3 separate regions of the Mus musculus genome follow, and regions 2 and 3 are each linked to region 1. Evidence: chromatin loops called from intact Hi-C (ENCODE). Cell type or tissue: heart. All regions are shown on one strand. Each heading gives the region's core, and the rest is flanking DNA. Links, peaks and the distances in the headings are about the cores only.

Region 1 (9,987 bases), core at 643-8,642:
GCAGGACAGTTTCACAAACACGAGTGGCAGGGGAAACAAGCTAGACACAGAGAACGAGAAGGGTCCAGAAGATTAGAACAGATTGCCAGAGTTAGTATGAGGCCAGGAAGAGCAATTCAGTCAGAAGACAAGAGAAACCAGATTGAACCAGTCACCTTGGAAGATTAGAAGGTATGGAGACTAGAAGTTTCCAGGCATATGCCCAGGGATAGTCAGGACAGAGAAAGAAATGTTCCGGGCTCAGCCCAGTCCATGTATGTGCACAGGTTAGGTACAGCTCTCCTCTCATCCCTTCATCTGAGGAACTAAAAGTGAAATTGATAGCCTTGGCCTTAGAAACAGGAGCAAGATGAAGTCAGAAGCAGCTGAGAGACCAAGTCAGATGAGCTGGTGATGGAAATGCTTGATAAAGTCATTAGGGCTCTCTTGAGACTACTTTCCTTAATCTGGTTTTGATCTGAGGCATTTAAGAAGCTAATTGAAGGGTTTACAAAGCAGACTAAGAGACAGTGGCTAAACACTCAAAACTGGTCAAACTTCTGAAAGCCTGTGGAGTTCTCAGCCAAGAATGGGACATTTATATCACACCCCCCACCTACAAAGCTCAGGGAACATTGTGGAAGAAGTGACAGAAAGATTGGGGAGGTCTGAGGAGAAACAGTGTCCTCTATACTTGACAGAATTATTGCTCTCCGGAACTCAAAGCAGCTGTGGTTCCCTGCAAAAACTGCACAGGATGAAGCCAGTCAACAGTCCAGCATTGGTGGATTAGGGGCACAAGAGCCTTCACCTCTAGCTGAGGCGTTACCATCTGTTGATGGCTGCTGGGAGAGGGGTAGTCAGTTTTTCTTGGGTGTGTTGTCCCTGGTATGTTGATCATGCCTAGTGGGTGGCCCCTGACCATTCATATGTAGACTGCATCGCATCAATGTGTTTCAATGGGTTTCATATAAGAGTATACAAAGTTGGAAGGGGGACAAGTGTGCTGAGTTTCATGCTCTGGACAAGGGGTGGAGGTACATATTTAACACAGCAAAGCAGACCTGGCCTCCAGGTTTTCCCAGCATCCCCCAGTCCCTACCGGGCATATCCCATCCCCAACCCTGGACTTTCCAGCCCAGGGGCTGGGCTGTCCTTCCCTAGGAGGTTTTTCTATTCATTATCCATTGGTCTCAGCTTTTCCCCCTCCCTCTTTCCTTCTCTCTACCAGCATACTTTCTCTTTTTCTCTCCCCCTTCCCCTTTCTCTCCCTTCCCATGGCAACTTCCCTAGCCTCCTACTTTGGGGCCCAGTGTACTTGGCCTCCCGAGAGCAGTTTCCCAATAAGCCTGTATTTATATATATTTTAATTGGGCTTGAATTTGCTCATTTCTCTGGCGGAAAAATAATCTTTTAAGGTGCAGGATACATGAAGAGTTAAGGAAGGAGGGAGGGGTAAGTATGATTGAATAATTGTATGCATGTATGAAATTCTAAAAAATATATTAAAGGCATTTTAAAGTAGACTAAGAATATTCATTACTACTTGAAGACATTTGTCATTAAAATGAAGAAAAAGAAAAATAAACTTTCCTTACTTCTTTCTTTCTTTTGCTTTGGTGGGGCTTTTTGCTGGTTGGTTGGCTGGTTGGCTGGTTGGCTGGTTGGCTGGTTGGCTGGTTGGCTGGTTGGCTGGTTGGTTAGCTGGTTCGGTCTGGTTGGGTCTTTAGCATGCTTGCAGGCTAAGGAGAAGAAGGAATTCACAGATAGTTTTGTTGGCCTGAATTCTCTGAACCAGTGAGGGCAGGAATAGAGCAGTTTCTAGAGTGAGTTAATGAATAGTCTTCTACTCACTAGAGTGTGGCCCACAGACCAGGAGACCTGGCACGAACTCAAAGCTTGTTAGAAATGTTTAACCTGTGTTTAGTTTGTAGAAGAACCCAGAGTCAGCATTTGAACAAGAGCCCAGGTCATCGATATGTATAGTAAATATATTCTTACTAAAAACTGGGATAGGTTAAGACAGAAATACGGAGGAAGATCCAGAGCATATGCAGACACTCAGACTCCTTCTTCGTTCATTTACTTAAGTCTGTTTTGATTTTTATCTGAGACTCAGGAAGAGATGATTAGAACGCCCTTCAAGTACTTCCAAGTTTGGTGTGTGCATGGGAGCGGTAGATGAGAAGTGAAGCTTTGTGTGCCGTGAAATAATCTCCAGTCCAATCAGAGCTAAGGCTCAGCTTTTCTCTAGCCAGAAGCATCTACAGATGTCACCGCTTAGACATCAAACTTAGGTGTCTTCCTTATTTGGTTGGCAGTGGCTCTGATATTTTTGGGCTTAGTTTCGTGGTTCAGCAAATTGTTAAAGTCTCTCATGTGGCTCTATCATGTAGCCAGGCTTGAGAACTGAACTAAGTCAAAGTGAGGCTTCCCAGCCTTGGAGTTTCAATGACAGATGATCCTGGGTTCCATTCCCTATGGATTTCAGTTTAATCAGGCTGAGGTGACACTTTAAAGATGACCTACTGATGTCACTGACTCCGTCCCTCTAAGTACTTCCCCTTCCTCAACAGCTCTCAGCTTCAGCTACAGAAATCACCCGGGGAAACTCTGAGAATGCCAACGTTCAAGCACTCCAGTCAAAACTGGCCATACCTGGATGGGAGAGATGCTTTTGTGGTTGAGAGCACTGGCTGCTCTGGCAGAGAACCCAGGTTCAACTTGGAGCACTCAGGGAATGGCTTACAACCTCTGAAACTCCAGCTCTAGATCGGATGCCTTTGTCTGGCCTCTGAGCGCACCTGAAAGACATATGCTGCGCACATACAATGCTCACGTCAGCATTTAAGTGTTGAAAGGAAGCACGTGCCTTTTACCCTTCAGCTGAAGTCTTGTGGCATCAGTTACTGAGCCTCTTGGTGTTCACTCCGATTCAACAGCAATAGCAAGAAAGACTGCATGGTGACCATCAACTATGTACATAGGCCAGTGCCTTTGTGTTCTGTGTTTGTACACCTAGCAAGACCAGTTTTTCATAGATGCGATGAATTAACAGCCCTATTTCTTCCTATTATGTAAGACTAGTGCTACTGCTCAGAACTGTGCCCCTTCATACGTGTGATTGCATCAGCAGTGACACCACATGATGGGAGGCAATTTAGGGGATAAACATAAACACTCCGAAGTTTTCCTCAAGATTCACAACTAACTTGCCAGTGGCTTCCCCAACTTGTGACCCAGAGATCTCATCAGAATCCTGGCGCCTGCATGCTCTAAATGATGGTTACTGAGCACAATTTTTATTTGTGGTCCTGAACTTTGAATTTTCAATAAGCTCTAGTGCATTCTGAAATTGGGAATGTCTGTCTTTCAAAGGAGACTAGAAACAAGAACTATGGCAAAAAGAATGCCTTTTATCAGTTAAATTCAATATTTAATGAGCACCTTAAGCTGGCAAAATGCCAGCACAAGACATGTGTTCAGTGTCTCTACAAAAATCACGACATAAAGCAATACATTTACTGTATTAGTCTATTCTACAACAACTATTAGTAAGACAGGCCTATCTTCCCCTGTGATGAGAGTGGAGTACTAAGCCAATGCTCTAAACAGGCAGTTTAAGCCAAGGCTCAATCTCAAAACTTTTAGGTTCGCTGTTGTCCTAGAATTCGGTTTAGATGTTACAGGAATTTCTACATTCTCTCAGTTGCAGGTGAGTTGTTACAGATGCTAGAATACTCTAATGAGAAGTCAGTTACAGGGAGCACACAAGCTATTTCGTTGAATCCCATTCCAACCTTTATGGTACTGAACACGAACAGCATTGGGACTTCATTTCCCAGAAGGCAGTGCGACACCGACTCACGCGAGCCTTCGGGGGAAACTTGCCTGTTTTTTTCACGCCTGCCGTAAAGGCGCGCGGTCTGCTGGGACATGTAGTTTGGTTAGCCCTAGGACGCCCCCTCAAATGAATGGGACCGGGTATGACTGAGAACTACAGCTCCTGGTCTGGCCGCGTCGGTGGCAGCTGCGGAGGAAGAGTTGATCAAGACGGCCCTCAGGGAGGGAACCGCTGGCGGTGGTGATGTTGCGCGCGGATTTTCTAGGGTAGCGAACTGAAAGGGCGCTTTTTCTGCGCGCTGGCTCCCCGTGCCCCGCACCGGCCATGCGCCCGGCCTTCGCGGTGGGCCTGGTGTTCGCAGGCTGCTGCAGTAATGTGATCTTCCTAGAGCTGCTGGCCCGGTGAGTGACCCTCTCGGGCCGCGCCCGGGTTCTCGAAGCTGGTCCGGGGTTGCTAGCCCTGGCCGCCTCCCTAGTGCGCTGCACGGGATACCCACGCAGTCAGCTACTCTGCAGCCCTGGCACTCCTCCATTCGTTAGCATCCAGGTGACAGGAACATCCAGAGTGCTGCTGTCGGCATCTCCAAGCCACACTTTGGGGAGTTTGAAGCCTGGAGACTTTCTCACGTGACCGATCCTAGGTCTCTAGGAGCACCCTCTCCAACTACTACTCATCCAACTCTAGCACCTTTCGCTGACCAGTGAATGAATGACACGTGTCTGTCTGGAGCAAAACTTTTCTCACAGAAAGTTTTGTGTGTGTGTGTGTGTGTGTGTGTGTGTGTGTGTGTGTGTTGACATGTTTTGCGAAACATTTGTTTTTGTTGGTCGTAGAGATAGATGGTTGTGAGCACTTGGCTTAGACTCATATGTGAGTGATGTGGTGCAGATAACAACTGAGCTGTCACCATGGTCCCTGGGCATTTCGCACATCACAGTCTTTCGTTGAGAAGCGTGCTCTTTGAAGTGTAGATTGGGAACAGGATTGGCTTTGTGGTGTGGTGTCTTGCAAATAACGTTGGGTAACTATGTGCAAAGTTCAGTAGGCAGAAGTTAGAAAAGAGACAGGAGATGAACTGGAAAACGATTAGGACTAAACAGCTCCAGTTAGTTATTTAAGGTTTGGAGCTTCGGTCTCCTTTTTCAGACAGTTCAATACTCAGTTCAGAGTCACTAGCTACAGGTTTCTATCTATATACTGCTTAGGGCAACCCTGTGACCAAGAGTTACATTGTTTTGTTGAAAGTGAAACAGATGCAAAGTTGGGCATCTTTTCACTATTTGGAAGTGGCAGAGCAAAAATGGGCTGGACTGTATCTGTCTAAGCTCCTAGCCCAGTAACATTTCCAGATGCCTTCCATTTTTGAACTTGAGTTTTGAACATGGTGTGATGTCTGTTGGAAATTTATCCTGTTTGATACTGTTGGTTTGAATCCTTCAGAAGTAAGCAGTTTATTTATGATCAAGTCTGTATGTGTTATAGTTTGCTTTTAGAGAGCTTACCGTTTTATTATGCAGAGTGTTGATGAAGATCGATTGTCTTGGGAGTGGACAGGAAGATGAAAATGAAAAAGAAGTTTCTGGATACACTTCAAAGGCAGAAAACTTTGGAATTCAATCTATTTAATATATTTTTAAATAAGAAAGTGATATATATTCAGGCTAGCTATAGAAACAAAGTCAGATAATTGCATTGAATATGCCACTAAATTATGTGAAACCTGTGTGTTCTAGCTTGTGAGCTCTTGGCTAAAACACTTTTCTCAACCATCAGAGGGGTGGGTGATAACAGCTTCATCCCCATGGATTTTGAAGGTGAATGAGAAATGCCTACCTCACGTTGGTGACTTCCCTAGCCTTCTCCCTTACAATTTGTCTCAGTGCAGGCGTACGTTGTTTTTGTGAGGGTCCAGAAAAGTTCTGTGTGTATCCAGAAATGGATTCCTTTCTCTTTATAAAGTCTTTTCATTCTTTATAGGAACTTTTATTTAGAATTTTATTAGGATCAATTTGTAAATGAATCCAAATTCCTTATTTAACTTTACATATATATAAATCTGCATTTTTGCATACAACTGAGGGTTTTCCTTAAGACGTAAGGAAGTGGGCTTATTAATGCAATGTATAGTACATTAGACTGATAACAACGTATGCCTGATTTGCTTAAGTAAACTCTTCACACTGTCGAGCCGTGAAAGCCGACCCGATTCGTCCAGATAGCCTTTAAAGTTCCTTCTAGATATGATCTTGAGATTTGTGGCTTTAATCTTGAGAAATCACCGTAGAAACTTCTCAGAAAAGCAGAAGCTGTGCTTTTTAAATGGCTTCCTTGGAACACTCAGGTGTTAACTCTAAATACAAAGGCTGCAAAGACTTGTTGAAAGAAGGGAGTGTTGAGCCATTTCCCCCCCAGTTGAAAAACAGATTCAGTTTCTTCTTGCTGACCTTTGTAGACCTAGAATTGGTGCCAGTGATAAGGTGCAAACCTTGTGCACTGCGTAAGCAGCTACACAGTAGTGAGTGAGGTCTTGATTCCCTTCTTAAGGAGCTTATGGTCAACCTTGAAAGCATGATACATATGTGTATATGCTATACACACACACACACACACACACACACACACACATACACATAGAGAGCTAATGAAGCAGGTAAGGTATTGTGTGTCTTAACATCAGGATAACAATCTGAAAGATTTTATTTTTCCCTTTAAGACATGATGGTGAATTCAATAAGAAAGTTTTATATCCAGGAAAGAAAGGAGGTGAAAACGTCTGCCCAAGTCATTCCTTTCAAAGTTGCTGGGTTGTTTGTTTGTTTTTTTTTTTTAATTGAAATTTGAATTTTTGCCAAAGAAAGTCCTAAGTAAGAGAAGGTGTCTGCAATTAATGATTATAAGTCTTAAATAAAGCTTAAGAGAAGGAAAGATTCTGGGAAAGCATTTCAAGTTTTTATTTATTAGAACTTTATTTATTCGCTTTAAAGCGATTTATTCCAGCTAACAGAACCCTTTTCCTTGAGCCGTGCCAGCAGTGTGTCCCTAAGATGCTCTCCGAGTTAGCTTAAAGGAGTGTTGAATGTCGGATCGTAGGAAGGCATCACGCACCTCCTATGCAAAGACAAAAAGTAGACTAGAGTTATCAGAGGACCCCATGGGAGGGAGAACAGGAATGTGATTCCTGGTGAGATTTCTTCTGGGGCACCCTAAAGTTAGATGGTGGTAATGGTTGCCCATGTAAAGCCTGGTAACAGTAGCACTGATATACCAACCCAAGCCATGCAGTCTGACCTAACACAGTACATGTGACCTCCATGTCCTTAGCCATGAACTGTGGATAAGTAAAGGAAAATAGATCAAATGAAGGATACAAGTCTAAACCGCTTAAGCTTTTTAAATCTTTTACACAAATGCTAACATGCCAGAGCACATTTGCTTAAAGTGGTGCCTACTCCCACCCCAAGTAGGTCCTACACAGCTAGAAGTCTTCAAAATAGTGACAGCTGTCCTTTCTCTGCCCCCCCCCTTTTCCCGTGCGTGTGTGTGTGTGTGTGTGTGTGTGTGTGTGTGTGTGTCTGTGCGCGCGCGTGTGCGAGCTCACGCGCACATAGATGAAAGGGACACTGTCCATCTTCTGAGCATTTTATGATGGCACTGTGTTCTTCCTGCTTTCATGCTTGGCTCCCAAGTGCTTGTTTTCTTTTTCTCGAGGGCAGGGATCCAGGTCGTGCCTGCTGGGAGCTCCTTTTCGCTGTGCAGAGTAGCTTCCCAGGAACTACCCTGTAAGAGCTTTGACCCAAGCTTTTAGTAGAAACTGGAAGGGAAAGCCAGAGAAGTGTTGACACACCAGTGTGATGCTTGACACTTGATGCATATTTTCTTACTGAGTTCTCCTGGCAACAGTATATAGTTTTCATTTTATAAAGGGAGGGGGGGGGGGAAAGGTGTTGCGTGTGATTGTTTAAAAGGGTACCCAGTGGGCTAAGGAGATGGCTTACAGTTAAAGTGCTCATTGTACAAGAGTGAGGGCTAGAGCGCTAATCCCCAGAACTCACACGCAGTGCCTGTAATTCCAGCCTGGAAAGGCAGAGACAGGCGATCCCAGAGCAGGCTGGCTATCTCTGTGAGTTCTGGCCTTGATTGAGAGCCTGCCTCAGCTAATGAGGACGATGAACCAGCAAGGCTGATTCTGGACATCAACATTAGCACCTCAGGCTTACACATGTACATGTTCACAAATGCACTCCCACACATGCAGACACCCATATGCACACATGAACACACAGTACACACACACACACACACACACACACGAGAAAAGGGAGGCAGAGAAAAGACAGCCGTCACTATTTTGAAGACCTCTCTGTGTGTAGGAGCCTTGGCTGGTCATCTTCCTGGTTCTAATTGCCTTTCTGGTATGTGGCAGAGACTGTGTTAAGTGCTTTCCTGGGACCTGTTCATCCGTGCAACAATAAACCAGAGAGAGAAGCACTCATACTGTCTCCATTTTAAAGAAAATGGCATTTAGAAGTTTACTACCGTCCACACCACGCAGTAAGTGACAAAGGTGCTCTTGCATGTCAGCAGGAAACAACGTGGAGCACCATCGTTCTCAGCTCTGTGCCGCCACGAACGCACAGAACACACACGCTCTTGCACACACAAGTACAGGCACACCCTTTTCCCGTGAGGATCCAGTGGGGGAACCCTTGAAAGTCTAGATTCCCAGGGCCCCACCCCAGGACAGTGAAATCAGGTCTGGGAGGGTGAACCTCTCTGGGAACATGGCTTCTTCCTCCACACTGAGTAAGTAGTTGGCAGAGCCGCTGAGCTATATCCCTAGCCCCCGTCCTTTTTATCCTTATAATTTTGAGAAGAACACCGCTTCACTCCCCCGCAGTGCTAGGCTTACAGGCTGGCACTGCCCTGCTCAGCCTGACCCGTGGGTTCCCAGAGATCAGCCTGGACTGCCTAGAGTTAAATGTCTGCTCTCTTGTATTAACCAATGGTTTTAATTAGCTTCTTGCTTGAATGAGATGAATGTCTTATGCAATCATTTATGGATTCCTACAAAGTTTAGCCATGTCTCTTGAACCAAGTAACTCTGAAAGGCAAATTGTTGAACTGTGTCTAAAGCAGTTAGGTTTCGAGAAACCTCCATCGGCAGCAGAGCTCTAAGTACAGCTACGTGTTCCAGATGGCAAGCCTAGCTCTGGGAGATGTTGTCTTCCTTGCCTCTTACTGTGCATGAGGGGTGCGGTTAAGGGTTTGCACTGGGGATGTAGCTCAGCGGGAGAGTGCTCGTCTAGTGTGCTGCCTAGTTTTATGTTAACTTGATACAAGCTAGGGTTATTGGAAAAGAGGGAGCCTCGATTGAGAAAATGCTCTCATAAGATTGGACTGTAGACAAATCTGTAGGGCATTTTCTTAATTCTTAATTAGTGATTAATGGGGGGAGGGCCCTGTGCATTGTGGATAGTGCTATTCCTTGGCTGGTGGTCATGGGTTCTATAAGGAAGCAGGCTGAGCTAGTCACGGGGCCAAGCCAGTAAGCAGTATCTATCCATGGCTTCTGCATCGGTTCTTGCCTCCAGGTTCCTGCTCTGTTTGAGCTCCTCCCTGGCTTCCTTTAATAGCAAACAGTGATGTGGATGTGTAAGCCCAACAGACCTTCTCTTTCCAAGTTGCTTTGGTCATGGTGTTTCATTACGGCAATAATAACCCTAACTAGGACACCTTGCATGTTCAAGGTGTCTAGTTTTTATATCTTGTCATTAGTATTCAGTATTCATAGCACCAGTAGAGAATGGAGTTGACTTTAATAGATAGCACTGTATTAACGTATAACTGCTTTAATGAGCCTCGTTCAGTGGTGTCAGGTGGGTGTCTCTGGTTAAGATGAAGACAGACTCTAAAGCTGGTTGATACTAGTCTTAGGGGGAATTTGGATGCTCACCTGGGACATCTTTAGTGATAGAACAGAACTGGGGGAGGGGCAGTTAAAAAAAAACGGATCCTGTGACTGATTTTCAGAGCGTCTCAGGAGGGATGTCAGAAATAACTTTCTGACATGTGTTCATACTATGGAATGTGCTCCTAATAGTCACCGTGGAAGACTCCCGGCTCTCCCATAGAGCACTGAAAAGGATCTGTTGAATTCCTGGGTT
Region 2 (9,987 bases), core at 613-8,612, 150 kb after region 1:
GTGTATGAAGTGTCTTGTAAAACCTAGGAGGGAGGGAGGTGGAGGCATCCTGCCTTCCTCCCAAACTTCCCACCTAGAGCTCCAGAGGTCACCTGACTGCACAGGACACCATTTCCTTACTTATTCAGGAAGGCCTGTTGGTCACCACAGCTGTGGATATCGAGTGGGTAAAACTGCCAGCGTTCTCTCAGATTCCGAAGCCAAGGCTCCACACTCGAGGTTCCTGGAAGACGTTATCAGACCTTTCTGCCAATGGGCAAACAGGCCTCTTCCCATTTGACCTATTGGCAGAATAACCCAGCTCCTTGTTCTGGAGATGTCCTTGCCCCAGCGGAGCGTGATCATACAGCTAGCATGTAGCTCTTCTTCTCCTACACCTCTGGATTGGTCCCTTCTCACACTCGTCTTCACCTGCACATCAGCGAAGAATCTGTTTTCCTATACTGCTGTCCTTCCCACCTCCCCTCCTCTCCCTGGCTTTTCCTTCCTTCCTGGCCTATTTCACAGACCTAGAGCTATGAACTCCACAGCTTCTGCCTCTGAGATCCCTCCTCCCTGATTTTCAGTCATATGATTCTTAAACCCAATTCCTTAATATATAGTAACGTCTGTCTCTGATTCCCTTTGCCATGACCCAGTATCCCCCACTGTCCTGTCTCACAGTGACAATGAGGTCTCTGACACCCAATTGGTGATGGTTTCATCGTAAGTGTTTTATCTTTAACCTACTTTATGTTCCAAGCACTCCCTTAGTCCGGAATCTCCCCGCTCCCCTATAGATACTGCTAGAATACATACCACCCTATCACCTAAATTTACCTGGTCATCAGAGAACTGCTTACAGTATCAAGTGAGTGTCTGTGCACAGCCCAGAGCCTAGCCCTACCCCAGCTTCAGCTGCTTGTTCCGCTCTTACGTTTTAACTCCCAAGTGCAGCTGATCCTGTCTCTGTGTATGAAACTCCAGGTGCTGCTTGCTGTGACATACCCATGTGTCACTCTGAGAGCATGGACCCTGCATGTCTTCCGTCACATCTCAGTCACAGCGTCGTCTTCTATTTTAACTGCCATCACTTACTTATTCCATCTGTAACTTCTGAGTGCCTACTCTATCCAGCAGATGAAAACTTTACGGTAGTCTCTTACTAAATTTGGAGTCTGTAACTATCCCAGTGAATAGGCACTGTGGCTCACATTGAGTGACTGGTACTGGCAATGGGAAGTTTTCACGCACCAAATGTTGGGTCGAGACGCGGTCAAAGAGTGTTTCCTGTTTCCTATTAAGCAATTGCTTGGTAAATGTTCGTTCCATAGGGCTAAAACCACTTTAACAAGCTACAGGTAGCAATTAGAAATGTCTGAATTACTGTTTTTAGTATCAGGACTCTACTATGCTAAGTGTTTGGGATTTTTACTACACTTTCTATTTGTATGTGTATTGTGTACATGCACACATGCCACAGCACACATGTGGACGTCATAGGACCACGTTGGAGAGTCAAGTCTCTTCTTCCACTATGTGGGTCAAGGGGGTTGAACTCAGGTCATCAAGCTTGGCAGCGAATGTCTTTACATGAGAAGCTATCTCACCGGCCCGATGCTAAGCATTTTACATATAGGATAGCATTTAGTTATCCACGAGACAGAGGGGACTCTCAAGCACATTATAAGCTAAATCACTTATTCAGAATCTTGGTACTAACCAAAGGCTAGCCCACATCCCAGCCACAAGCCTTTCATCACAAAGGCTGTGCTCCAAACAGCCAGTCTCAGCCGCTTCCCTTAAAGTCATCAGGGCTTCTGCAGTCTGAAGCAGGCTGCACTGATGAATATGGCCACCACGTGATTACTTGGAATCAGGGTGAGAAACGGGAAATCAACCACTCAACAAGAACGTATACTTCACAACTTTTCAGCTCATTCCACATTTTAAAATGCAATACCGTGAAAAGTCAGTATCAGTATTTAGAATATAACTGGAGGAAATAATAAACTTTTTCTCAACATAGTCTCCAAACCAGAAAGGGGTAGCCAGTTGGATGGACCCCTTCTAACGGCTTGTTAATGGCATCCTGAAGACAGATTAATGATGGCGCTAATGAACTCATATCCAAGGAGCCTGTGCTAATTAGAATCATAAGTAATGCTGGTGGTTCATTTGTGAATTCCTCTGGGGTGGAAGATGGTGGAAACCACACAAACATTTCGAAGGAGCACAAACACAGCTACGGTTTGTCGTAGTCTCAGCTGAAGGTGGAAAATTAACCAACAAAGGGAGAATAAAATAAATGATGGCCTTTTTGGTTGTTTGTTATCATTATCTTCATCATCATCACCAGCATCACCATCATCATCATCATCATCGTTATTGTTAAGGCACGGTCTCACTGTGTGGTTCTATCAGTGTTTCTAGCTAATCAGAAACTGGGTGTGTAGACCAGGCTAACCTCTAACTCACGACAATCACCCTATCTCTGCCTCTCAGTGCCGGGTGAGAATGGCAAGAACGCCATTGCCAGCACACTGCTATAGCCAACTTCAAGCAACGTTAGAATGCAACCAGCCCAGGAAGAAAGATGTAGACTAGGAAAAACAAAAAGAGGGATGAGGGGGGAAATAGGCCAAATATTCCAAGTGCAGGAAAGGGCATTAGAGACAAGAGCCCAGGGAAAGGAGGGCAGAAGTGGAGTAACGGGAGGTCAGAGGCAGGAAGGACAAGAAAGAAGGCAAACCAGGAGCCATGTTTGACAGGGGGAGAAAGGTGGCTTGTGAAGAAGCTGAGGGAAAAGAAGGGGGAGCAGCGAAAAAAGGCAAGAAGTGAAATCAAGAAAGATGTTGGTTCTGAGTAGCTATGACAGAGAGAAAAGCCTAACTGGGTATGAGAGGGAAACAGATCAACCTACGATTTTGAAAAAGCACAATAAATAGAAGCCAATACTAGGAGTAAGGGAATGCAAGGTGGAAGGAAGCGAAGGGATGAGGAAGGACAGTCGGTGTGTGGGAATACAGTCAAGTGGGGAAGGGAAGTGGAATCAGGAGATTAGGAAAATAGTTAAGAGCGTTGGGAACGCTCCCCATAAGCCAAACTCTGCCAACTAGGGGTGAGCTGGCTCTCTCTGATCATGCTGTGGCTCCCTTCTAACCAGAAAGAGTGGGAGTGCTTAAATAGGCACACAAATACCCCGAGCAGAAGTAACATATAAAACGTATACATTATTTCGTCTTCAGCAGAGCATTGGGATTTTTTTTTAAACCACCCTGGAGGAAGGAAGAAGATGAATGGCCCGCATAATTTTGTCAATGCGTAATTTTGAAAGCATTAAACCCATACTGGTACACTGATTTTTTTCCCCCCGTTATAACAGTGTGTAATCTGACAGATAAGAAACTAGGAAAAGAAAGTAAATATTTGGAGGGTTTCACCCCCTTTCTCCAAGACAGGAGGTGAAGCACACGAGAAATGGGGGAATAAAAATAAGCAGCAAAGAAAAGCCCTTGCCCTCTGGCTAGAGTGGAGTGGGCTGAGCCCAGGGCTAGAGAAGGCAGAAGCAAGCTGCCGCTGAGGCAGCCAGGTTGAGCGGCTGGAGGATGCCTGAGACTGGGGTGCGGGTTGGGGAGGGGGGGAGGCACACCTCCAAATTCTGCATTTCGGACTCCTCTGACTCTTCAGATTCTCCGTCCTCCTGTTGCTTCTCTTCTTGCTCCGCTTCTGCCTCATGAGAGCGGTGGATGAGCTGGTGGAGGAGGTAAGAGGAGGCGCTTCTGAAAGTCCCTTTTGACTTCAGACCCAGGGGGAAAGAAGGCCAACGGCCCTGACTTTGTTTTTCTGTGAGCGACAGTATCGCCTGGGCTGCAATGCGAGAGGCGCCCAAACCCCGCCTGAAACGGGTGCCTTTCCATCTCGAGGGATTTCGCTCGAAGGCCGCCATCTTGTTTATACGCGTTGCCTAGGAGACTGACGTCATGGCCCGCGGCGCTGCAAGGAACTCTGGGGGGCTGTAGTCCAAGCTTCCGTACTTGCACATTCTGTCAAGGTCTCCATTGGCGTTCACTTTTGCAGCGTTCTGCTGCTTCTTTTATTTTCCTCTTTACGTTCAGTGGCTAGTGTTGTTCCTTTTTGCATGTACTTTTAATCCCTTTTCTCCACCCACTTTCTTTGTCTTCTTGCTGCCTGTCCTTCTTTGAGCTTGTTCACCTCACATTTGATAACATTCACACAAGCATCTCCAGTCTGGCTTCATTCACACCATCGAACTTTGGAAGCATTTGACATCCCTAATTCTGTCGGTCGGAAAGCTAGTAAAGATGAAATTTAACACTATGCACAGCGCCGTGGGAGGAGATGAGGCCGTGACATAGAAGATTGAAAAGACCTGACTCCTCTCCTTTTCCTTTCATTGTAGATAATGAAGAGAAACTACCAAAGGATTTTAAGAGCTCATTTGTAGTTAATTTACATACCTGTCCAACTCTGAGTCTGGTCCTTGGGAAGAAAAAAGCTAGCAGTGGGACCAGAGGGGCAGATTGGGGAAGGGAAGGAAGGGAAAGGGAGGAGAGAAAAGGAAAATAAATCAAACTAATTGTAGTGTATCTGAACCCCTGTGAAGAGGTTAGTATTCCATCAATAATTAGTCAAGTGACCTGCATCTGTAATTATTTTCATCCTGCTGAATAGTTTTATCAAATGTTCTTCTTGAAGGATTAGAAAAGGCATGGCATTCTGCTAGTGTGATTTTATGAAACCCAAATCCTATAGCCTTAAGCTCCACAAAATAGACATGCTATAGAAAAACAGAACGAGAACTGTAGCAACTATTATTGCCATAGCAATGACAACAGAGATCCTGACAGGGAAGTTGTCTTCATCCTCTGGCCTTACTGGGCCATTTCTCCATGCTTCAGTGACAGCCATTACAAATACAAAATGATCCTATCAATGGCTGTCAGGGGAAAAGGAGAAAAAATTCTTATGGACACCATCCATTGACTATTATCTTTCTTAGTGCTTGAGGGACCATTAAAACTGACATAAAGCTTTCAGAATTACCTTCCTTCATTATCTTGCGGCTCGTAACTGGAAAGGGCGCAATGAAAGTATCTCTCTGCTAGGTTTGCCTTGCCTGTTATTTCTTTTCCTAGTGGGTACCGATTTTGACAAGGGATTTCTCTCCAACCTCATTGCCTTAGGGTCTGGATCCACCTAACTAAGAAGACTAGAGTGTTCGCTCTGCTCTTGCAGAAATTATAAAAACGCAAACCCTATGTGTGTCTTCAATAACTTAATCAGCATTTGTAGCAGAGGGAACTTTGCTAACGGCAATCTACTGAGAAAAATGTTTGATGGTAGAGTTAGGATCTGTCAAAGAATAATTTCAAAACATGAAAAACATGTTTGCCCTACAAGGACTAGAATGAAACAGGCTGGGGAGAGTTTATTTGTTGGAGTTGGTCTCGTGAACTGTGCATTCAGATGCTTGTTCTGTGTCCCAAGGTCACATTTCAGTCTAGACGTGGGCATTGTATTGACCAATGTGCTATAAAGAATTCTCCCCAATCTCTGCTTGGACAATAAAAGGCTAGAGCCCAAGACTGGGAAGGAGAGAGAGGAAGGCAGAACTTGAAATGGAGTAGGGGGTCTTAGGTAGGGACTACAAGGAGAAGGAAAAAGGTAAAGGAAGAAGGAGGACTCCATGAGGCAGGATGGCCCATGATCATGTGGCCAAGAGAAGCTCACCCTGAGGCCACACATGAAACAAAACAAGACTCAGTTGGCAAGCAGTGGGTATATTCATCTGGTTATTAATAGCCTCATTGGGTTGTCATAGTGTCAGAACCTGCCCAGTTTAGGTTTGTAGCTTGTTAATGAATTCTGATGTCTTTGTGTTGTTTACTCAGGAGCTAAATGGGAAGGAGTGTGGCAGAAACAATAAATGACATCAGTAATTATTCAAGTCAATCAGAGTTAAAGATGGCAACCATATTCAGAATCCACAAGATAAGGAATTGTGACATAGACTTGCTAAGTTAGAGACTGTTCGAAGTAACTTTGAGGTCCCAAAGACAGAGCCCACCACTCCATCTGAAGCGTCTCAACAAAGCAAAATGTTACTCTTTTTCAGGAGGATGATTTAGAGAGAATGAAGGCACAGAGACAGGAAGTCCACTTGATGGTGGCAACTGTCTTTTTTCCACTGGCTGGAGTCTGACTTCAGGCTCTCAAGATTGGATAGTTTTTTAAAATCAAAGCTAGAGAAATGAAGGTGAAAGGAAGTCAATGACTTTAATCTGAGAATGTAGCAGGGGCTTACTGGGTTGGTGCTATTAAAACGTTTATGTAAAAGTCTTACTGGGTTGGAGAGATAAAAGATCTGAATTCCTTGTCCTAAACACAGGTTTTATAGTTGTAAAGGAGCTGGTAGAGAAGGCTGATATTTAATATTCCTTTCAGAGACAAAACAGGCTAATTTACTACAACATATTAAGACCTAACGATTGGCTTATGATACTGATGTGTATTTGGCCTTTTTATCTCCATACCTACCTTTACTTTCACTTGATGGGTCGGTCCACTGAAGCTCCAGGGAGGTCAACAATTGGCCTAAGGCAGGATGGGGGTCGGGAACAGTGCAAGACACCTAATGTAGACTGAGCAGCACTGCCAAAGCTACAACTTTTTCAGAAAGAAAGAAAGAGATAGAGAGAAAAAGAATGAAGAAAAAGAGGGAGGGAGGGGGAGAGAGAGAAAGAAAGAGAATAAGGAAGGAAAGGGAGAGAAAGAAAGAAAGAAAGAAAGAAAGAAAGAAAGAAAGAAAGAAAGAAAGAGAAAGAAGGAAGGAAAGAAAGAAAGAAAGAAAGAAAGAAAGAAAGAAAGAAAGAAAGCAAGCAAGCAGGGGAGAGAAAGAGAGGAGAGGAGAGGAGAGGAGAGAGAGAGAGAGAGAGAGAGAGAGAGAGAGAGAGAGAGAGAACAAGATAAAACTTCACCAAAATACTCATCATAAAAATAAACTGGTTGGAGCTGGAGAGATGTCTCAGCGGGTAAGAGCACTGACTGTTCTTCCAGAGGTCCCAAGTTTAATTCCCAGCAACCACATGGTGATTCACAACCATTTAATGGGATCTGATGCAGTCTTCTGGTGTGTCAGAAGACAGCTACAGTATACTCACATACATAAAATAAATAAATCTTTACACGAACAAACATGCCAGTCAAGGTTCTTCAGTATGAACAATGAATCCACTCAACACACTAGACTCAAAAAGTCTATCCGAGAACCAACTTTTTACAGAGCGAATCAATGACCCTCCAGGCACAGTGACGTTCCTCAGACTGCCTGAGTTCGGAGTACTCAGTACTCAGCTTTGGTCTTGTTTTTTCACTAATGTGCCTGCCAAGTTGGAAATATACTATGGTACCTTATTTTAGAATTCTGCACATCAAAATAGAAGGTTTTGTCTTTATAAAGGAAGTTGTTTTACCTGGGCTAGTTTTTGTCAACTTGGCACAAGCCTAGTCATTTCTGGGAAGAGAGAATCTTAACTGAGAAAACACTTCTGTAAAATTGGGCCCCAGGCAAATCTCTGGGGTATTGTCTTGATTAATAGTTGATGTGGGAAGGCCCATCCCATGGGGGATGGTGCCACCCCTGGGCAAGTGGTCCTGAGCTGCTCATGCAAGCTGAACTAGCCAGTAAGCTCTATGGCTTCTGCTGCAGGTCCTGTCTCTTGATTCCTTGCCTTGGGTACCTGCCCTGACTTCCCTCATCGATGGAGTGTGGCCTGAAAGTTGTAAGCTGAAAGAAACCCTTTTCTTCCCAACTTGCTTTTGGTTATGGTGTTTCACCACACCAATAGCAGCCCTAAGGTACCAGGTAAAGAGGACGCTAAACAGAGGGTAGAATTTGAGGAAAGGGTATGCTTTGTTGAAATTCTTCCAGTTAGTATAAAACACCAGCAATTGCACCCATCTATCCATAGCTTCCTGTAGACCAGGACGGTAAAAGACTGGCATGCATGCGTATGTGCATGCGTGCATTCGTAGATGCCCAGGCCAGGGAAGTGGAGTGGCCTAGGCTAAGGCAGTCGGTTATGGTCTGCTACTGTGCTAGGAAACAGAACAGTGGCACCATAAGTCTTGTAAGTTCCTCAAGGAGGCACTAGGGAAGGAAGCTATTGGCAGAGAATACAGTTTCCCTATGTTGGAGAGAGTTTACTGATCCTGGCCTTGGCTGCTTGCTGGCTTTTCCTCGGTGCTATTAAGTCTTCTCCTCACTTCCTAAGTGCAGCTGCATGCTATCTTTCTCTGTCCGGAGCCAGCTCTCTCTGTAAGACCTTACTTTGTTGAGAGTGGAGAGAAGGCAAGGTGAGTCCTCTGCTGCCTAGATTTAACAAGAGATCAGCCCAGGAGTTTGGGCCTTGAGCAAGGAAAGGCTACGTATCAACACGCTCTGTTCCCCTGCCTCCAGTTTGTATTGGAAAAAAATAGTTCTTCTTGAGTATGTTGAGATTGGAACACTTAACATATTTGGAGATGGTGTTAATGTGGTTTTAAAATTTTTTAAACATTTTTTAAATTTTATTTTGAAATTTTATACTCGAGTACTATATTTACATTATTTCTACCCCCCTCCAGTTCCTCCCATGGCCTTCCCACTTCTTTTCAAATTCATGGCCTCCTCTTCTCTAATTATTTTATTGTTTTACATATGTACCTCTCTCTAGAAATGCGACACGCAATGTGGATGGGGAAATCTGACAAGACTCACTCCTAGAAGAAGAGCTATAGGAGGGACAATGGCTGGTAAAAGATGGAGAATCGGGGACGAGGTCCCGTGATGGTTTGAATGAGAATGGTCCCCATAGGCTGCAACATTTGAGTACTTGGTCCCCAGTTGGTGGTGCTGTTTTGGTAGGTTTAGGACGTATGGCCTTGCTGGGGGAATTGAATCGCTCAACATGGACTTTGAGGTTTCCATGGTTGCCTTTCTCAGTTTGCTTTCTCTGATTCTTGACAGTGGTTCAAGATGTGAGCTCTCCACTATTCGGTCACTAAGCCTGGTGCTTGCTGCTGAGTTTCCTGCCGTGATGGTGTTGGACGCTGAGCTTGGTCCTGTCATCTACATCGGACAACAGAACTGTAGTGAATGTAGGACCAGCAGAGATTTGGACATCCTTGCCCATGAGGCTGCTCTTTCTCATTGCTATTGGAGATTCTGTGACTATCATGTGAAATAAACTTGGGATAGTTCCTGGATAGCAAGAAACACTGGGCCCAATAGCCCCTGTGGTCACAGGCACTGGCCTTCCATTAGTAGATACACCAGTGTGGGCAGAGTAGACCATCTGGTACCAAAAGACTTGCCAGCTGATTCAGATTTATGGATCAAAATGACCCAAAAGAACTTTCCAGACAATTCGGAGAATTGTGGTGAAGAACAAGTGGTTGTAAGCCACTGCCCTCTGGGGTTTTGAAAGGTAGCAGATAGCAGAAACAGATATACAAACAGGGCTTCTCTGTCCTTTCCAACAGACTGAGCTTAAAATCCCGAGTCTCACCAGTAACTAATGCCATAGCAGCCTTTGATATTGTTAGCAATCAGGCATTTCCACTGGCCTGACCTCAGGGACCTAGCAGCAGCAGCTTAGGTCATCAACCGCCCCCAGGTGCACCAGGTTTGCCAAGTGCGGAGCATGCAAGGCCCCAGCCACTCCAGATCTCTCTCTCCCCCTCGATCTCTGTCTTCTTCATTCTCATTCTCTGTGTCTCTGTGTCCCTGTCAGTCTGTCTCTTTCTCTCTCTTTTCCTGTCTTTCTTATTTTCTCTGTCCCTCTCTCTCCTTCCCCTCTCCCCCCACTCCAAGATGACCTTTTGTTCTACCCCCACCTCCAATAAACCTCTTGCACTAGATCTGTTGCATGGTGTGATTTCTTGGTGGCACACCAAAGGTATCCCCACTCCAATGCTTTAGCTTAACAGATAGTCTCACCTATT
Region 3 (9,987 bases), core at 1,037-9,036, 1.1 Mb after region 1:
TCACTGACCCACCTAGAACATGTTTCTTACTTGATTACAGATCCAATCAAGTTGACAACCAAGCTTAGTTATCCCAGTGGCTAAGATTTGTGAAGAACTAAGCTACCTGGGATCCTGCCTAGGCTACCAAGGACAGTGTTGTTCTCTGCCACTCTTCCTTAGGACTCCTGTTTCTGGGATGGAGGCTGAGGGGAGTCCTGGGTTGCTCTGTTGATGTTTGGGTAGGAATATACTTAGGAAGAGCCTTTGGTGAAGCTATTGTTATGCCAGGAGCAGGTAGAGAGGAGCTGGAGGGCAAGCAGGAGCCTAGTTAAGACGAACATCATCATCATCATCTTCCTCCTCCTCCCCCTCCTCCTCTTCTCCTCCTCCTCCCCCTCCTCCTCCTCCTCCTCCTCCTCCTCCTCCTCCTCCTCCTCCTCCTCCTCCTCCTCCTCCTCCTCCTCCTCCTCCTCTTCTTCTTCTTCTTCTTCTTCTTCTTCTTCTTCTTCTTCTTCTTCTTTTGGTTTTTCGAGATAGGGTTTCTCTGTATAGCCCTGGCTATCCTGGAACTCACTTTGTAGACCAGGCTGGCCTCGAACTCAGAAATCTGCCTGTCTCTGCCTCCTGAGTGCTGGGATTAAAGGCGTGCGCCACCATCGCCCGGCAGAAACCTCTGGAGACCTCTGGAAACCTCTGGAGGCATGAGTATCTTGAGGTGTGGGACTAAGCTGTAACTCACTTCATGCTGGTCTCCCCATAGACTTTTATTCCACTAATCAAAGTTCCTCATTTTTATATATTCTTTGTTATTTTACACCTATACAATGTATTTTGATCATAGTTATCTCCTACTCTCCACCTTTAGCTATACCCTTCAGATTTCATGTCCTATTTCAAAAATAATTCTTTTTGAAAAAATGTATAACTCACTGAGTCCAGTTAGGGTTGTCATCATGCACATAGCGGTGAGGCTATCTAAGTGGACTGTGGGCAATATACCTAGGGCCACTCAACCGAGGAAAAAGGACTCTACCTTCCCTTGAAACCATCACTTGCCAATAGCTCCTTCTCTCGGTCCTCATGAGCCCTTCATCACCCATGCTGGAATTTTGATTGATTTGATGTTGTTCAGGTAACCATAGTTGTAGTATGGTGGCAGTGGCATCATCATCATCATCATCAGCAGCAGCAGCAGCAGCAGCAGCAATGGGAGAGGAAGAGAGAGAGGGGAGGAGGGGCGAGCCTGTATGGGTACATACGGAGGCCAGCATTTGATAACACGATGTCTTCCTCAGCTTCTCTACTTTAGATTATGAGACAAGGTCTCTTCACTGACCTCATCCTTTGAGATGAACTGGCAGACTGAGGAGCCCTAGGAACTGCACCACAGTGCTCACCTGTCTCCTAGCTTCTTATGTGGGTGCTGGGAGATTCAAACTTGGGTCCTTATGGTTACAGCCAGCTCCTTGCTCAGCACACTCTTTTTGATGCTGAGACTAGAGCTTTGTCCATGCTAGCCAAATGCTCTGCCACTGATCTCTGTCTCAAGTCCCACCTTTTTTTATTAAAAACCTTTCCCATTTGACTTTATTGAATGATAAATACATTTCTGTCCTTTGTTAATGTGAAACTTACATGTCAAAAAAGATTAAGTGCACAAAACAGTCATTTTTAGTGTATTGGTAGGGCTGTAGAACCCTCACCATAAACTAATTTTAGCCTGTTTCTATCAACAGCTCTGCAATGAAACATTGTACCAATTATAACTCCATCTTCCACTCACCTGTCTGTCTGTGTTCCAAGGCCCCTAAACCCAGTCTACTTTTGCGTTCCATAGATTTGCTTATTCTGCACACTTCACTTAAATGGGATCACATAATATACAGTCTTTCTGTGTCTGGGGTTTTTCTTGGGAAGAGTTAAAATACATTTATTTATATCATGTATGTATTCTGTCTGTCTGTCTGTCTGTCTGTCTGTCTGTGTTCCAAGTGTATGCCTGGTGCCTGCAGAGCTCCAAAGACGGGTCTTGTCCTTGAGAACTGGAGTTACTAGCAGTTATGAGCTGTCACATGGGTTCTGGGAACTGAACCTGAGCATTAAAGGCTCTTAACTACTGAGCCTTCCCTCCAGCCCCTGTCACAATGTTTCATGTTATCACATAACATTGTGGTTCTTCCATATCGTAGCATATCCCAGCACTTTGTACCTTTTTATTATTCAATACTATTCCATTATCTGGAAATGCTGAGTCATGTTTATCCATTTATCAATAAGTGGACATTTGAGCTATTTGTGATGCTATTCCTGATGGACTGGATATCTTCATTTCATTTCTGGCTTGCTAGTTGTAGTGTATAGAGATACACAAGAAGTTTTTTGAACTTATATTCTGAAACCTTGCTGAACTTTAAAAAAAAATTACTGTTTTTTTAGTAGATTCTTTGAGATGTTTTTCTATTTATAAGATCATGTCATGTGTGATGGAGGCAGTTTTACTTCTTTCTTTCCATCTGGATGTTTTTATTTTGCTTACAGTCCCCGTGTTACCTCTCTCTAGTCTGCCGTGATGATTCCGAGTTCAAACTCATTATCCAGGCTGCTCTGCTTTTCCTCTTGTACTGTGAATTTCACAGTGAAACTTGAGGACTTGATGCCAAAAATAGAGAAAAGGGAGAGAGAATCTAAGAGGTTCAAGTTTGAGTTTTGTTTTTCATTTGAGCCAACCTATGTTTTTGGCTTGAGAATGCTGCCTTTGGAGTAGATGGCCATGAAGAAGCTATAGACAGAGCGAAGGGGAGACCATTGGTTCTCAAGAGTTTAGGAAGAGATGGTAGGGACGATGTACCTGGAACTGGCCTGGGGAGAACTGTATTGTCACTGTGGGTATCCCCCAACATCCCCATAAGATACATTAAATTTTTTTTTTTGGTTTTTCGAGACAGGGTTTCTCTGTGTAGCCCTGGCTGTCCTGGCACTCACTTTGTAGACCAGGCTGGCCTCGAACTCAGAAATTCGCCTGCCTCTGCCTCCCGAGTGCTGGGATTAAAGGCGTGCACCACCACGCCCGGCGATACATTAAATTTTTTAAAAAGAAGATCTACTTAGTGTTGCTTGAAACACACTAGGAGTTGGGAAGTATTCTGGGTCCTTTGCTGAGGAGAGCACCGGATGCTTTTGGTGCTCTGATGGAAGGCATCCATTGCCTTCTCAGCCTTGGTCTTCATCCTCATTAACAAGTGTTATTTGTATCTCCTCACTCTCCGTATGGAAGCCTCTAATTTTGTAAATATAGACCGAGCAACTGCTTTATGAAACACCCTTCAATACACGCCGTCTATGGGGTAGGAAGTGAGGTGATTGTGTTTATGGATGGGGAGGACCCGATGTAAGGAACGGCAATCCCTGTGTATCTGGGTTCTCAAGAGAAGCAAGCTCAACTGTGATGTAATGGGAGGACGCAGACAGGGGCAGGCAGTTTCAGAACTGCAGGAGAATATCATGTGATTTAGAGCACATGTGTTGAAAAGAACGACACAATGAGATGAAGGGCACTGCTGCTATATGCTGGGATATAGCAGCGGGAGGGACATAGTGTCTTGCGCTACAGATTCTGACATGCTGACAAATAACTGAAGCTCAAAAATATTTCTTCAACATTGTGGATCCCTTTGGCCTAGGAGGATGCCATGGTATGCTGTATTCTCTGTCTTTTAATGTTGAGAAGGGCAAATTGAAAAAGGTATTTTTGTTCAGCTAGTTCTGTCCCCTCCCCTCCCATCCCCCTTCTGCCCCACTCTTCTTCTTCCCTCTTGTTTTTTCTCCTCCTTCACATAGCTCAGGCCTGGGGCATTGCATAGACAACTGAGCTACATCAGTAGTCCCATCCATCTAATTTCTAAATGAAAGGGTATTTCTCTGGCTCCATAAATCTAAGATCATACTGTACTTTTAGCAACAGTGTTTGACAGCAAACAAACAAACAAACAAACAAAAAAGCAAAACAAAAAAACCCTAAAATCAACCAAATAACCAAATAACAACAAAACTGAAACTGTGTGTGTGGTTATCCTAACATTTTTAGACTTCTTGGAGGTAAAGTACCAAGCTAGAAACTTTCCAAAACAGATCATCTCTACTTTGTCTAACGCTGCTATAACTCCTCCATGAACGGACCATTTTCCTCTGTCTAATCATCCTGTGATCTAACTTATGTAAGTGAATAAGAGACACAAACACGAGAAGCAGTGTTCTGTCTGTATCTTTGTGTAAATAATTTTTCCTGTGCATTTTTGCATGTAGATTTGAAAGCCCTACATTAAAAGTTGCATTTCATACAGACTGACAAATACCAAAGTCATAAGATAGGAACATAGGCATATGTAGTCTCGGCCCCTTTAAAAGACTAAGTGGCAAAATGCTAAGTTTAGTTGTTACAGGTTTGTGAATTGGAATATACAAGTTGTTTGTTTAGGGGAGTGCATCTTCCATATCTAGCTTTGAGAGCCTGTATTTACCTAACTTACCTAAGGTTCTAGAGTCAACTGCAAAACAAGCTGGTTGGGTGAACCAACTTTTTTGAAAGTAGACCAGAAGGAGGCCTTCAGGGCTGTCAAGACTACAACTCCCAGAATGCTCGGTTCACTTTACAGTTTAGGGAGTGAGACCTGTCACAGCACCTATCGCTCCGGATCGAGACTACAATTCCCATTATTCTCAGAGGCTCCGGAAGCCCTATTAAGCACCACCTGTTGCCATAGCATCCGGGTCCAATCCAGCCAATCCTAGTGCACCTTCTGATAAGAGGCGGGCAGTTTGCTTCTCGGGCTAACCCGAAGCGGCCTACTTCTGGCACGTGACCGGAGGAGGCGGGCTTTTGGGACCGGCGCCTTCTCCTTGCTTCTTTTTTGGGGTCGTGGCCTTGCTCCTGCCCTGCAAGAGAAGCGTCCAGGGCTTTCACGCGCAAGTGTGCGCGTGGGTCCTGACGTGCTCGTAGGTCCACGCTCCAGACTCTGCGGGGACAGAAGCAGGAGCCATGGGCGGGACCGCTAGCACCCGCCGGGTCACCTTCGAGGCGGACGAGAACGAGAACATCACCGTGGTGAAGGGCATCCGGGTGAGTGCCGTGGGCGGGCGGAGGGCAGCCTTTGACCTCGGATCCCAACGCTGAAATGTGCCTGGGACAGCTGCACCTGCTTTCTCCGCTCTCGGCCCGCCCTGCTGTCCCGCTAGAAGTCTGGGTCTCTGGGAAGAAGCTCGTAGTTTCAAGACTCCGAACCTCCATTCAGAGAAAGTTCTTGGTTGTGTGCCAGGAGCCATGCACTGTGCCGGGGTGGTGGTGCCGGGTCACCACGGTCGTCCTTGCTCACTAGTTGCAGGACTTTATTAAAACTCTTGCTTCACTGTGCTGGTCCGTGTGCCTCCTGTACAGGACCCAAGCCCTTCTTTTCCACGCACAGTTCTTTCTCAGAGTGAATTGGTGTTTTAAGGATTACTCTTCTTTGCCTCTGTTATTCCCTGCCCCTCTTCTGGTATTACCATTCAAGTCATTCCTGACCCTGCTGCTAATTTCTGGCTTCTGGCTCTTTCCCTTCCACCTGATAATTTCGTTTTCCCAGGCGCCTCCCCTGTGGTTTGTTGGCCCAAGTTATGAACCTGACCCAGTTGGACTATACAGGCCTATAACTGCCAGCCTGCTAGGGGCGGAGGTCGGTTTGCAGGCCTTCAAGGTTGTAGAACTGAGACAACTTCTAAGGGATCGTTATAGAGACTTATTAAATGCCCTCTGCATGTACTTGATACATGAACTGAAAACTTGAATTTCCTCTAGGGCGTTAGTATACACACTAACAACTTTAATATTCTCCTTTGCCTCGACTTTGGAGCTTCATGCTTTGGGAAGTACACTTACTTGTATCTAGTAAATAGAGCACTATGACTTCAGAAGGTTTTAGAGTACTTTATATTTTCTGTCTACTGCTTTTACACAACTACTCTTAATTAACTATGTAAGAGTTACAAGGAAATAAAAACTTAAAAACATTTCAACTGCTTGAAAACTTTTTCCTTTGAAATTTGTTACTTTGAAAAGAACTTATTAAAGTTTTATTGATTAGAAACCCCAGACTGTTGAACTGAGTTTTTGAGTCTGTGACCAGCAATTCTCACTCTACTAGTGATAGAGCCCTTTGCCTGCTGTGGTTTAGTTGGTAGTTTTTGTAGTAAGATAAGAATTACTGCATACTTGAGTTTTGTACAGAGGTGGAGGGAAAAAAAAAAACCAAAAAAGAAAGGAAAAGAAAGTCGATAAAAGGCTTAGAATGTTGAAAACTTAAAAAAAAAAAAAAAAAAAGGAAAGTAAATTTCAGATGAAAAAACTGTTTAGAACAATGCATTAAGTCTTTCTCCTCATGTTTCATCACAGACAGGCCAGTGACACAAACTGTATGAGTTTGGGCACAGCATAGAGATTTAGATACAATATCAGATAGGGTAGAGTGATAGGCAGGGCAACAGGGATATGTATTCCATTCAAGTGATAAGATTGTTTTAAAGAGCTTCTGTAAACTTTAAAAACAAAACAAAACAAGAAAAACCCAACTATGTCTTTCAGCCATACAACTTGACATAAATTTCCTTTTTCAGATACATTTTATTTCTGTTGTTACAGTCCTGGCCCAGGCAGGCTTATTTTGATTTGTACGCAGCTCTTCTTCAAACACCCTTGGCAAGGTTCTCCTCTGCTTCTGGTCTTTTCAAGGATTGCCTGTAATCTTCTCCAGCGTTCTCTCCTTCAGTTTTCTTGTTCTTCAGACTGGTAGAGCTGCGTACATCTCTCGGATCTCTATTGTTTTCTAGCTCACAAGTCTCGTGGGCTTCTTGACACGGTCAGATTGTTATTTTTTTATTTTTTATTTTTTGTTTTTGTTTTTGTTTTTGAACAAAATATAGCTTTTTTGCAGCTTTTCTCAAAACTGGTATGTTGTTGAATTGGGAGGACTTGGAGCCATTTTGGGTTCCTTGAGGTCATGGACAGGAGAAAGCCAACTTGGAATTAAGCTGACATTTTTAATTAGCCTGTGGCTCTGGACAAGTCGCTTCTCTGATGCACACCCTTATTCCTAAAGTGGAATGTTATCACTTTCTTTGGTTAGGATTAGAGGATAAGGTATGTAAACACCTGTTGATTATCATCATTATTATTAATTATTATTTGAGGTGCTGGGAATTAAACTTAGGCCCTCCCATGTGCTAGACAAGCACTGTACCACTGATCTATATATTTCCAAGCTGCTTTGTAGATTTATAAATAAGCGGTCATCATTATGGTAGGGTTCCTTTCACATTTAAAATTACAAAGTTCTTTGAAAGAGCATTGGAATCAAACAAATCTGGGTTCAGATCTTTGTAGGATTTAGTATAGCTTATGGCATGGACAAGTTATCTTTGATTGCATTTCCCTCTCTGGAGTTTCACTGTAACTGCATATTAATGTGTGTGTCTCCTGTGTGTGTGTGTGTGTGTGTGTGTGTGTGTGTGTGTGTGTGTGTGTACACATAGTCCGCTAAAGCTTCAACCCAAAATAACTAAACAGGAGAGCATGTTATACTCCAGTGAGAGACCCGCACAGGGTAGACTGAGCGCTGAGATCATCCATTCCGTCTGAGCCTTGTAAACGTCTCATAGCTGCCCTTGATGCTTTTCTTGGCTTTGCTTTTAGGCACGACAGCAGTATTCTTAGCGTGAAAGCAAGGCTTTGTCTTCAGGCAGTTGCTAAAACATGGACAGGTGAGGCCCAAACTTCAGTTTTGGATTTTATGGCTTAATGAAACTTGGCTGAAGAAGCGTTTTCCAATTTTGATCAATTTTATAATGTTTAGGGTTCCGTTTCATTGACGAGGATAGTAATTTCATCTTCAGTTATCCTAATAAGAATGAATAGCATTTAGTGAGCAACAGAAAACTCACTAAGTACGCTGAGTTTATTGATAGATCATGAGTATCCATATTTTCCTTGCTGAGGTGCTTATGGCTTGTACTCAAAGGGCCTACAACTTGAAACAGTGTCAAGTTTCAAGTTTCTTCTTGTTGGCAGGCACTACTTTTTTATGGTATTATATATGCTCTTTTTCCCTTATTCTGAGCTGTTGCTAGTGTTTTTTTTTTTTTTTTGCCCTCTGTAAAACAGCTTGTATTCTTAATACCTGATTTCAATTTTGCATATGGAACTACTCATATGAACTGAATGAAGAATTGCCCTCTTGCCTTGCACTCTCTCTAAGTCTCAAATAAATTTTCTAGTGATAGAAAAACACATACTTTTATTGCCTCACATTACATGGGCTTAATAGGATTTTTGTGTCCACCTGCTGTGCCTGCTTAGAAAGTGTGCTCAGAACCCGGCCTTTCATAACTTTATCTAAAACATCAGAGCTGTGAGTGAACTCTTTCAGAGCAAATGTCAACTTCAATGAGTATCATTTTCAAAGTTATACTTATCACTGTTTCTGGCATAACGAATCTCTGCAGCTGGCCTTGAAGCTGCAAGCTGACATTCACAGGAGTCACTCAGAGCACCATGCACACCTTCGTGAAACACACCATGTGCTTTGGCAGATGATGGTAGTCGAGAGCCCCAAATTGAAGAGATTTCTTAATGTGGGATGCTGTAGAGTGTTCTTCAGTGTTAGTGAGGGTTATGCATTTATTTGGTTAGTCATAGGGACTGAGTGATTTAGTTAGCTGATAGAGAATTGGTCCCTTACTTACAGCTGTAGGGTCTGTGAATGTCTTGGGCCATCTTAAGCTTTCTAGGATTCAGAATACAGTAGCAAGCTACATGTGAACTGAAAAGGAGATGTTTTACAGAAATGAGTCTTTGTGTTTTCCCTGCCATCCCATTTCACCTCTTTTGTTTATGGGAGTCACACCTTAAAAAAGTAGCAGGGAGCTAGTGCTCACAGAAAATGACCTGTTCCTTTGTGAGGGAAAACCAAGAGAGAAAATTGCATCGGTATTCTTTAAATCAATTTGATAAGAAACATCTAAAGGCATCTAAAGAACTGTTAGGGGCTGAAGTTGTAAACTGTTCGGTGTCATGTGACTCCCACATTTACCACCTCAAAGATAACTTGAGCTTTCCTCTCAGAGGGCAGAAGACTTTATCTTTGTTCCTCTTACTCAGCCTCCTGTATCTGAAGAAATACCGAGTTCTGGATCAGTGGGTGGTATGTTTGTGTAAATTTTGGATAAGACCAAGCATAGTGGGTGGGAAGAGTTAAGTGGGTGACTAGCTGATATATATATAATGCTCTTTGGAGGCCACAGTGTGAGTCAACCACTGGCCAAGCTCTGCCTGCTTAACTGTCTTTGAATAGGGTAGGTAGACAGAGTGAGCCAGCTAATTCTGTCAAAAGGCCTGCTTGTCTGATCGCCCCGTATTGTAATTGTGGTTCTTTAGATACATAGGCCACTGTGAATTTTATAAGGTATGGACTCTGCCTTCAACAATACAGTGAGCACACAGTTTTGTGTACATCGAATTAATCCATGGACTCTAAAGTCCAGAGGCCTATGGGTATAGCTTGTGGCATCAATAAATGTGTAGAGGGCTGTTACTTCACATTTAGTATTGTCTAGATAGAGATTCCAAAGACACCTGGAAGGTAAGTATATCAGATGGGATAAGGCTTTTCTAACGGCAGAGCCCTTTTTTAGGACAACTATGTTTCCTGGAGAGTTTCCTCTTATTGAGGCTGCTTGTCCAGCTCTTACTGAAGCTTATGTTGTGCTTTTGATTCCTACCTCTATCCAACTTTGGGTTGGTTTCCATCACAGAGAAGAAGAGCTCAGCTGTTTACAGCTACAGGTTGTGTGTATCACCTTGGTCAGCATCTTTCAGTCTTGTCTGCTGCCTTACAAGTGAGTGCCTCTTCCCAGAGGAGATCAGGTGAGACCTGAGTTTACAGATAAGACTGCAGAGAATGGCTGCTGTGTTTGTATAAC

Evidence for each region. Hi-C counts contacts between places; a loop is a spot of excess contacts. Peaks named below come from ENCODE experiments on the same cell type or tissue, not always from the same donor. Only the 100,000 strongest peaks of a DNase experiment are listed, where the experiment ranks them.
Region 2: a loop joins it to region 1, with 3 times the contacts of the local background. A loop is called at or near these places in 2 of 42 quality-filtered maps.
Region 3: it touches region 1 in a loop (8-fold over the local background); 8 of 42 quality-filtered maps call a loop at or near these places.

The regions. Positions count from the first base shown.
Region 1 is chr6:34,171,015-34,181,001 of GRCm38, reverse strand. Slc35b4 (solute carrier family 35, member B4) reads left to right here and starts at 3,948. Exons shown (of 10, transcript NM_021435.3): 1 at 3,948-4,224. The coding sequence starts at 4,148. Gm13855 (a long non-coding RNA gene) reads right to left here and starts at 3,954. Exons shown (of 3, transcript XR_868963.3): 1 at 3,780-3,954; 2 at 2,638-2,797; 3 at 1,625-1,721. In heart, for the core only: no CTCF peak of the experiment used is centred there; a DNase peak (open chromatin) is centred at 3,951; H3K4me3 peaks cover 1,878 bases; H3K27ac peaks cover 793 bases.
Region 2 is chr6:34,023,398-34,033,384 of GRCm38, reverse strand. It overlaps Lrguk (leucine-rich repeats and guanylate kinase domain containing), which reads right to left and starts at 3,937. Exons shown (of 20, transcript NM_028886.1): 1 at 3,632-3,937. The coding sequence starts at 3,928. Gm38786 (a long non-coding RNA gene) reads left to right here and starts at 3,661. Exons shown (of 4, transcript XR_868961.1): 1 at 3,661-3,745; 2 at 8,718-8,904; 3 at 9,011-9,141. In heart, for the core only: no CTCF peak of the experiment used is centred there; a DNase peak (open chromatin) is centred at 3,934; H3K4me3 peaks cover 1,343 bases; H3K27ac peaks cover 1,124 bases; H3K27me3 peaks cover 473 bases.
Region 3 is chr6:33,055,111-33,065,097 of GRCm38, reverse strand. It overlaps Chchd3 (coiled-coil-helix-coiled-coil-helix domain containing 3), which reads left to right and starts at 4,838. Exons shown (of 8, transcript NM_025336.2): 1 at 4,838-5,098. The coding sequence starts at 5,018. In heart, for the core only: a CTCF peak has its summit at 4,624; DNase peaks (open chromatin) are centred at 4,767 and 5,617; H3K4me3 peaks cover 1,780 bases; H3K27ac peaks cover 1,080 bases.